Linked DNA regions of Mus musculus: region 2 is linked to region 1. The links are chromatin contacts, found by Hi-C or POLR2A ChIA-PET in ENCODE. All regions are on one chromosome and are shown on one strand. Each heading gives the region's core, a stretch centred on a gene start or an enhancer-like site at or near the end of the contact. The rest is flanking DNA. Distances are from core to core; before and after follow the strand shown.

Region 1 (4,758 bases), core at 1,457-3,956:
ATAAATAAATAACTATTGTCCATTTGTGTGTGCCGATCACCACTGTGTGCAACAGCCCTTTCACTCAGGCCTGAATGAAGCTTATCTAATGTGTATTTTTATTTTATTTTTAATAGTCTAGATGCATGGACTTCCCTTTCCTCCCCTCTGCAGCAGTTTGCCTTCCTGTCAGTTTCAGTTCTCTGGTCAAACCCACTCTAAAACGATGAAATAAAAAAACCCAGAGGCAGACAGACAGATGGCTTCCTGGGTAAAGGCACCTGCTGCCAAGCCTCATGGTCTGAATTCATCCCCCAGGACCCCTGTGATGGAAGGGAAGAAATGGCTCCCCACGTTGTCCCCTGACCTCCACATGTGCACTCATATAAAATGAGTGAATAAAAATGTAATACACTGGGACTGGAGAGATGGCTCATCGGCTAAAGCACTGGCTGCTCTTCTAGTGTATCCGAGCTCAGTTCCCAGCAACCACACATGCAGTTCACAACTGCCTGTAACTCCAGTTCCAGGGCACCCAGCACCCTCACACAGATATATATGCAGGCAAAACATCAATGCACGTAAAAATAAATAAATCTTTAAAAAAGAAATTTAAAGTGGGATGGAGAGATGGCTCAGCAGTTAAGAAGAGCACTGACTGCTCTTCCAGAGGTCCTGAGTTCAAGTCCCAGCAACCACATGGTGGCTAACAACCATCTGTAATGGGATCTGATGCCCTCTTCTGGTGTGTCTGAAGACAGCTACAGTGTACTCACATACATAAAATAAATAAATAAATCTTTTAAAAACATTCAAAGTGTAATACATTTTTTGTAGACTTATTTATTTATTATATGCAAGTACACTGTAGCTGTCTTCAGACACTCCAGAAGAGGGTGTCAGATCTCATTACGGATGGTTGTGAGCCACCATGTGGTTACTGGGATTTGAACTCGGGATCTTCAGAAGAACAGTCAGTGCTCTTAACCGCTGAGCCATCTCTCCAGCCCCCAGTGTAATACATTTTTAAGAACTGCATTGGTAGTTTAAGGGTTTGTTTGGGAGGCTGTTTTCTTTTTTAGTTTATTGATTTTTAATTTATATGCATTGGTGTTTTGCTTGCATGTGTGTCTGTGTGAGGGTGTTGGTTCCCCTGGAGCTACAGTTACAGAGAGTTGTGAGCTACCAAGTGGGTGTTGGTAATTAAACCCATGTCCTCTGAAAGAGCAGCCAGTACCCCTAACCACTAAGACATCTCTCCAGTTCCATTTTCTATTTTTAGTTGAAACTTTTTAATTTTGTTGAGGATTTCATTCACAAGAAATATACTGATGGTATTTCTGTCCCCCACTCTTCTCCCTCCTTAGGCTGGGGTGCAACTCCATTGTAGAGCTCCTGCCTAGAATCCCCCAGTGAGAGGTTGGGATGTGGCTCATTGGTAGAGCCCCTACCTAGAACTCCCCTGCTTAGAACCCCCCAGTGAGGGGCTGGGGGCATGGCTCAGTGGTAGAGCCCCTGCCTAGAATCCCCCAGTGAGGGACTGGGGGCATGGCTCAGTGGTAGAGCCCCTGCCTAGAATCCCCCCAGTGAGGGGCTGGGGTGTGGCTCAGTGGTAGAGCCCCTGCCTAGACTCCCCCAGTGAGGGGCTGGGGGTGTGGCTCAGTGGTAGAGCCCCTGCCTAGAATCCCCCAGGAAGGGGCTGGGGCTTTGCTCAGTGGTAGAATATTTCCTTAGCATATGTGAGCCCTGGTTTCCATCCCTAGTACTAGGAAGAAGGAGGAAAGAAAGAAGGAAGAAAAAAGAAAGGAAGGAAGGAAGGAAGGGAGGGAGGAAGGAAGAATAGAGAGCCTAGTGAGATGTTCAGCAGGTACAGGTGTTTGCCACACAGGTCTGGTGACCTGAGGTCAATCCCTAGAACCCACATAAAGGAGAGAACCGACTCTATAAAACTGTCCTCTACCCTCCACACACAGGTTGACAGATGTTGCTTCCCTGACTCCATCATTTACACACACAGTAATAATCAATCATACAATTTTTAAAGCAAAGGAAGAAAGAAAGGAAGGAAGAAAAAGAAAATTAAAGGAAAAAAAAAGAGAAGAAAAGAGGCCACACAGTAGAAGACTGGCAAAGTGCATTACGGCAGATCACCAGATGGACTTGGTACCCAGCTCTTAAAATAACAGCTATGAAGGCTGCAGTGGTATATATGTCCATGACATAATTGTAAGTAAAACAGGCTCAACCCACGATGGTCTCTGCCTAGAACTGGGTAAAAATACACCTTCACATAAACAGAGGCCAGGAGGGACACCAAAAGCCACAAATTGGCAGAGATCTTTTTTCTTTTCTTTCTCTCTTTCTTTCCTTTCTTCTTCCGTCTTTCCTTCCTCCCTCCCTTTGTCCCTCCTTCCCTTCCCTTCCCTTCCCTTCCCTTCCCTTCCCTTCCCTTCCCTTCCCTTCCCTTCCCTTCCCTTCCCTTTCCTTCCCTTTCCTTCCTTTCTTCCTTCTTCCCTTCCTTCCTGTATTAGGGTTCCCCAGAGCCACAGAACTTATGGAATGTCTCTCTATACTGAGGGAATTTATTGTGATGACTTACAGTCTGTAGTCCAACTCCCCAACAGTGGTCAGCTGTGAATTGGAAGTCCAAGGATCTAGTAGTTGCTCGGTCCCACTAGGCTAGTTGTTTCATCTGGTCTTCTGTAGAAGTAGATTCCAACAGATGTGCTGGCAAGTAAATGAAGGCAGGCTAAAAAGAGTGAATCTTCCTTCTTCTAAAGTCCTTCTGGAGGCCTCCAGCAGAAGGTGTGGCCCAGATTAAAGGTGTGTATCACCACGCCTAGATCTGGGACTTGCTTTGCCCCAGGCTGACCCTGAACTCAAAGATCTACTTACCTCCTGGGACTAATGGTGTGTACTACCTTGCCTGGGCCTAAGCTTTTCATGGCCACTGTGCCTCAAGATCTCCATGCCAAGATCCAGATCAGAAATGTGTATATCCCAGCCTCAAGATCTGGATCACGGGTGAGCCTTCCAATTCTGGATTGTAGGTCATTCCAGATATAGTCAAGTTGACAACCAGGAATAGCCATTACCCTTCCTTCCTCCTTCCTTCCTTCCTTCCTTCCTTCCTTCCTTCCTTCCTTCCCTCCCTCCTTCCTTCTTTTTTTTCTTTTCTTCCTTTCTTTGTCTTGCTCTTCGCTGTGGTAGTGCCATAATCACATATTGAGAGGGAACTGTGTCGAGGGAGAAGGGAGCCTTGGGCTCTGGTTGACGGGTTGTCATCAGAAACACATGTACTTTACTTGCAGCTATGGGCACAGATTGGGCGCAGAGTCCTGGGCTTTGGGGATGAGTCTAGGCCAACGTGCATTTTCCAGTACAGTCTCTGATTTCCAGGAAAGTAGTGTGTGTGTGTGTGTGTGTGTGTGTGTGTGTGTGTGTGTGTAAGTCAGAGGATTACTTCTGCCTTTTTTTTTCTTTTTAAATAGTTTATTTTACATTTTGTGGGGGTGGGGCTGAGTATATGTCTATGCACCATGTGCATGCAAGTACCCACAGAGGCCAGCAGAGGGCATCAGATCTCCCAGAGCTGTCCCAAATGGGTGTTGGAAACTGAACCCAGATCTTCTGCAAGAGCAGGAAGTACTGGTCACTGCTAAGCCATCTCTTCAACTCCTCCCCTTTTCTTAAGATGGTCTCTTGATGGCCTGGTACTCATTAAATAGTCTAGATCCTCCTGTCTCTGCCTCCCCAGTGCTGGGATTAAAAGCATGGTGTACCTTACCCAGCTGTTTTGTTTTGTCCAATGTGGGGTCTAGTGATGGAATTCAGGTCCTCATGTCTGTAAGGCTCCAGAACTGCAAGGGCAATACATGTCTGTTAAATAATTAATACAAAGTCTCAGATATCCTAGGCTGGCCTCCAACTCACTCTGTAGCCAAGAGTGATATGGGATACCCAGTCCTCCTGTTTCTATCTCTAATGTTTTGGGATTACAGGTGTGCACCTCTGTGCCTGGTTTATATGTAGCCAGGATGGACCTTAGGGCGCCATGCATGCTGGGCAAGCACTCTGTCAACTGGCTGCTGCATCCCCAGTCCACATCTGTTATTTTAAACCACTCTGTTTGCAGCATCATGTTAACGCTGCTGCAACATGAAAGACTACACTGTGCCCCCTCCATGTTGAGGCTCCATTGTCCAGAACCTGAGAATGTGACTATATTTGGCCTTTAAAAGGATCATGAAGTTAAAATGAGGCTGAAGAGTCAACAAGATGGCTCTGTAGGTGAAGGTGTTTGCCGACACGCCGGGTGTCTGGGTTCACACCTCAGAACCCACATGGTAGAAGAATACAGATCCTGCAAGTTCTCCTCTGACTTCTACACGTGCACCAATGCACTCGCACACGCACACGCACATGCACACACATGCAATTTGATGGGCGTCCTCATAAAGAGAGACTAGGGAACTGAAGAGATGCTCAGTGGGTACCACGCACACATGTGATGGATACTTGTGTGTGCACACAGGCATGCATGCAAAACACCTGTATACATAAAATGACCAGATAAGGTTTCAGAAATTTAAAAAGAAAGTAAAGAAACAAGGACACTCAGGGAAGCCAGGGACGTGTGTGCAGCCAGAGGGAAGGCCCTATAAGGAAGGAGAGAGTGACAGTGAGGTTGTCCGTCCATAAACCAAGGAGACAGCATCCCTGTCAACGCCTTGCCACGCTTTTCCTAGATTCTGGGTTGTGAGACCGGAAGTGCTGTTG
Region 2 (4,541 bases), core at 1,457-3,956, 50 kb after region 1:
GGGGCTCAGCAATTAAGAGCACTTGTCACTCCTACAGAGGACTGGGGTTCAGTTCCCAGAACCCATTTGGAGCCCTCACAACTGCCTGTAACTCTGGCTCCTGAGGATTAAATACCCTTTTCCAGTCTCCAATGGCACAGTTCAAACACAGATACAGCCATACAAGCAGGCAAAAGAAAACAAAACAAAATTCACAAAACAATCTTCTTTTCTCTTTCTTTTTTTCCTTCATTAGAAAGAATGGCTATGTTTAACTACTGGCCCACAAAATTCCTAACGATTTTACCAATGGCTTTCCTCAGGACCCTCCTGGATGCCCCATATGATGAGAGTTGAGCTCACAGGGCACCACCTCTTCATAGCTGCAACTCATCCTGTGCGAAACATATCCTTCGGCGTGCAAGCCGCTAGCAGGGCTGGCTGGCAGAACACACAATGCCAGGAGGTCGGGTGTTCTGAACGGTGGCTTGGCACTGAGGAGAACCTGGAGAAGGCTGCAGACAAGTGCAAACCGGGACAGAACCACTGACTTATAATTGATTCCGAGCCCAGGGAAATCTCAGTTTAACTTATGCTAAAAGCTGACTTCTTCTTTTTTTGTTTTTTTTGTTTTTTTGTTTTTTTGTTTTTTTTTGTTTCCTGACTCTGAGGTGAAACCTCACCAACCCAGCAAGTCTTTGTTTGTCTTGCAGATTCTCTAACTAGGAGTCTCTGAGACAAGTGCGGGGCAAAGGTAGAGGCGGTGCGGTGGGGGCTGGGGTAAAGGTTTCCATTAGACAGCCTCTGAGGAATGTGTACCTTACCCCGTGCTCCACGGGAGGGGGAAAACAGTTGTGTGTTTGTGTGTGTTTCAACTGTGGGGCTTGCTCACATAATAACAAGACCTGCTTTGTGATCGCAGAATGCCTCGTTGTTGGGGTGCATCTTAATTATGATTAATTACCAGGAGGATTATGAGGAAGGGCTTTCACTGAGCCAGCTCTGCTCCTCACAGAGCCTCTTGTCAGGTTGGAGCATGAATTCCCGGCTTCCTTGGATGCAGTGGGTAGAGCTTCCGGATGGAAGTCAACGCACAGCGGGGCAATTGTACCTCCTCTCTAGACCTTTGCCTTCCTTCCCCTCTGCCCAGAAAGATCAGCAGGAAGAGGCCGAGTTGAGCTCAAGTGTCACAGGCCGGCTACTGCTTTCCTCAGGTTTTTAGTGTGGCTTGCCTCGATCAACACCAGACATATTCCCTAGACATCCTGTGCCCCGGGCTGAGTCAGTTAGCACCACGGACAGCTAAGTGTTTACAATGGGTTTTTGGAGGGAGTTTGGAAACCAGGTGAAGCTCTGGGCTTGCAAGTTGCTAAAGTTCCACCTGATAAGATGCAAGGCAGCTCTTCAGGTGTTTTTATTCACAAATTGGACTCCCAGAGTCAGCAAAGGTGGTCTCCCCAACCCCAAGGAAGGGGCTCAGAGCTGTGTTACAGTCAAACACTTTCTCCCTTTCTATTATGTGTGCATGGATGTATGTGTTGTGTGCATGGATGTATGTGTTGTGTGCATGGATGTATGTGTTGCTTGTGTTTGCATGTGATTTGTTTATGTGTGTGCATTTTCTCCACCTGTCCCTGTGTATGTATGTGTGTGTGTGTGTGTGTGTGTGTGTGTGTGTGAAGGCCAGAAGAGTGTCTTTCCTCGGGGTCAGGGTCCACTTTTTGTTTTTGAGGCAGGGTCTCTTATTGGCCCGAAACTTACCTAGCAAGTTTGTCTGGCTTGTCAGCGAGTCCTACGAGCCATCTTTTTTTCTGCCTCTTCAGCAAGCATTGTCCACTAAGGTTAGATTTTCTTTATGTGGATTTCTTGGGGATCAAATTCAGGCCCTCAAGCTTGCAAGGCAAGCAATCTCTTCATTGCATTTGAGACATCTTCTACCTCACCTGGAAGTTGCTCCCTCCTCACACCCATCACCAACACCTAGCACAGTTCCAGTAGAGAACACCCAGGAGGAGCTCCAAGGTGACTCAAGACAGGGCTGCTGTCCTCAAGGGGTTTACAGTCACAGGAACAATAAAACATGACAGTCGGCCCAGGGCTGGGCTAGGTCGGGGCTGTGGATGCTCAGTTATTTGTGGGATTGGGGTGAAGCCATCGATGAAGTCATACATATTCCAGGTGTGTCTTGACGAATGAAAGGATGCGCATCTGCCAGGTGAACAAGAGGGGGCAGGAAGGGCTGGCTGTCTTGGCAGAGGAGCTGGCTTGAGCTCACTGCTACGTCAGTAAGTGAAGTCAGAAACATTCTGTGCTTGATCAATTAAAATTTTTAAAAATTTCAACGTTTCCTCAAGAGCTTATCTGATATGAGGGTCAGCCTAAGAAGAAGAGGCTAAGAAAGTTCTGATAAGTGAAAATGAAGAAAGTAAAACCGGGGATAAAATACCGAGAACCATGTTGGTAAAAATTAGAAAAGAAAAATAAAAAGTAGGAGAAAGAGAGACAAAAGTCCCAGATTAAATTATGTGGGTTATTATGGACTTCTTTATATCTTCCTAAAATAATTGTCGATGTTACCTGCTGCCCACGCCTCATTCCTCTGTCTGCAGGGGGCGCACCGATCGCCACCTTGCCGCCTATGGCTGAGAGGGTGGGGCTCCCGGAGTCAGTATGGATTGACGATTGGCTGGTCCAGGTGTCGGTCCCGGCATCCCGCCTCAGCTCTACGTCACATGACGCAGCCCATCATGGCGGCGGGAGCGCGGCTGCCTGGGCCCGCGGCTCCGCAGGCTGGGCGCCGTTGCTGCTGTTGAGGGGCGGCGGCGGCGGCGGTGGCGGCGCTGACGGGCGGGAAGGATGATGCTGGCTCCGAGGCCAGAGCGGCGGATGCAGACCAGGAACAAGGTTGACGTTTGGCTAAAGAGACGTGTGTCCCGAAGCAGCCGGCGCCGGTGTCGCTGAGGCGGCGCGGAGGGCTGACCGACTGACTGAAGGCGGCGACCCGAGAGCCGGCCCCGTGGGGGACCGCGCGGTGGACGAGATGCCGGGGCCGCCGGCGTCGCCGCCGCCGCCGATGCTCCTGCTGCTCCTGCTCCTGACGGTCGGCTGTGCCCGGGCCGCGCCACTTCCGCAAACAGGTGCAGGTGAGCGGAGCCCGGGGGCTGCGGGGCCGCTGCGTCTTGCGGGGCGGCGGCGAGGGCGGCGGGCTTGCGGGGTTGGGCCACCTCTGCGGCGGATCGGAGGCCTGCCGAGGGCAGGAGGCCGCGGGATGCCCGCGATCTCAGGGAGATTTCTTGCCGCAGGGGCGTGGGATGGGGGGCGGGGGCGCGGCGACACGGTGGGGGTTGGGGAAGACGGCGGGGCGAGGTGGCAGCGATGGGTTCCCCTACCTCCCGGGGGACTCTTTTTCCCGGACTCTTAAACTTGTTGCCCTAAAGGTACCTCCAGCTTCTGTCCTCGACACTTCCTTTTTTTTTTTTTTCTTCTTCCAGATGTCACCTGCCTCTGGTGGCTTTTCTCCCGTCTTATTATAAGAACCGTTTCTTATTTCTCGTCATTCCTTAAATGAAACCAATGACTCGCGGAAGCTGTGCAGTTTCCTTGGCTCACCGAAACTTGTTCTAAAGTTGTAAATTGATTTTAGATGCTGTGGTTGTTGGGCTATTGGTTTATTTATCTGTTTATTTATTTATTTTTTCGGAATGAGTCGCTGGGGATGAGAAAGGAACAAACGATACATAATTTTGTTTTAGGAAGCTAGTGACTGGAGTAGCATAGCAGCTTTTGCGTATCCACTGACAAATTGGCCTGAGGGTAATTGAACTATTTCAGCGAGTGATTCTCTTTTCAAGCTCTCAGCCCTTCTGTATTTTCTGCATATAGTTTTGATTTGGAGTTTATAAATAAAACTTCAGCCAAAGAAACCATCTCAGAAATTTTAAGAAAAAAAAACAAATCTAGGCTAACTTTCCATCATTACGGCTTTCTTTCTTTCTTTCTTTTTTTTTTTCAACGAAGGGGGAGGTATTGACATTTCAAAGAACTTTAGAGGTTGGAAGAAAGCTTAAAGATAATTTAGTCCAATTTCTTCATCTTTTGCTTTGAGGATCCTGGAACCCTGGTGATCAAAAGATATACTCAAGGTGACACAGCCAAGTTGTAGTTAGATTCAAACTTAGGTCTTTGATTCACCTTGTCTTGTGATTCTACACCCACCTCCCAGTTTACTTAAAGTCTTAACTGTCTCTGGAACGCACCTGAGGTCAAGGTTTAAGGGCAGAACTGCCTCCGGTCAATATGGGAGTTTCAAAAAAATCTACAATGAAAGAGGTGTAATGGCTTCCAGAACTACCCTAGGTTATATGCTATTGAGTGCCCTTCAGTTGAGTATTAAGTGGTGTGCTTACACTATATAATGTAGCACTGTGTTTGTGCTATCGCCTCGGAATCAAGTCTTTTTGGTGACTTGAGTGTTCTGAGTCAGTGGATAAGATAACTGAATGTTGACAGAAGTCGATAGTCAACCAGGATGAGAGTGGACATTGCAGAAAATACCGGGGAAG

Evidence for each region. Hi-C counts contacts between places; a loop is a spot of excess contacts on that map. ChIA-PET counts read pairs that join two places held with the same protein, here RNA polymerase II (POLR2A).
Region 2: a map of left cerebral cortex shows a loop between it and region 1 (2.2-fold over the local background). The contact joins the promoter of Lmtk2 here to the promoter of Ocm in region 1. A Hi-C loop is called at or near these places in 7 of 37 maps with a recorded cell type or tissue (heart and left cerebral cortex). POLR2A ChIA-PET finds 5 or more read pairs at or near these places in 1 of 5 experiments (Patski).

Annotation. Positions count from the first base shown.
Region 1 is chr5:144,047,903-144,052,660 of GRCm38, forward strand. Ocm (oncomodulin) reads right to left here and starts at 2,707. Exons shown (of 5, transcript NM_033039.3): 1 at 2,579-2,707.
Region 2 is chr5:144,097,655-144,102,195 of GRCm38, forward strand. Lmtk2 (lemur tyrosine kinase 2) reads left to right here and starts at 2,707. Exons shown (of 14, transcript NM_001081109.2): 1 at 2,707-3,122. The coding sequence starts at 3,020.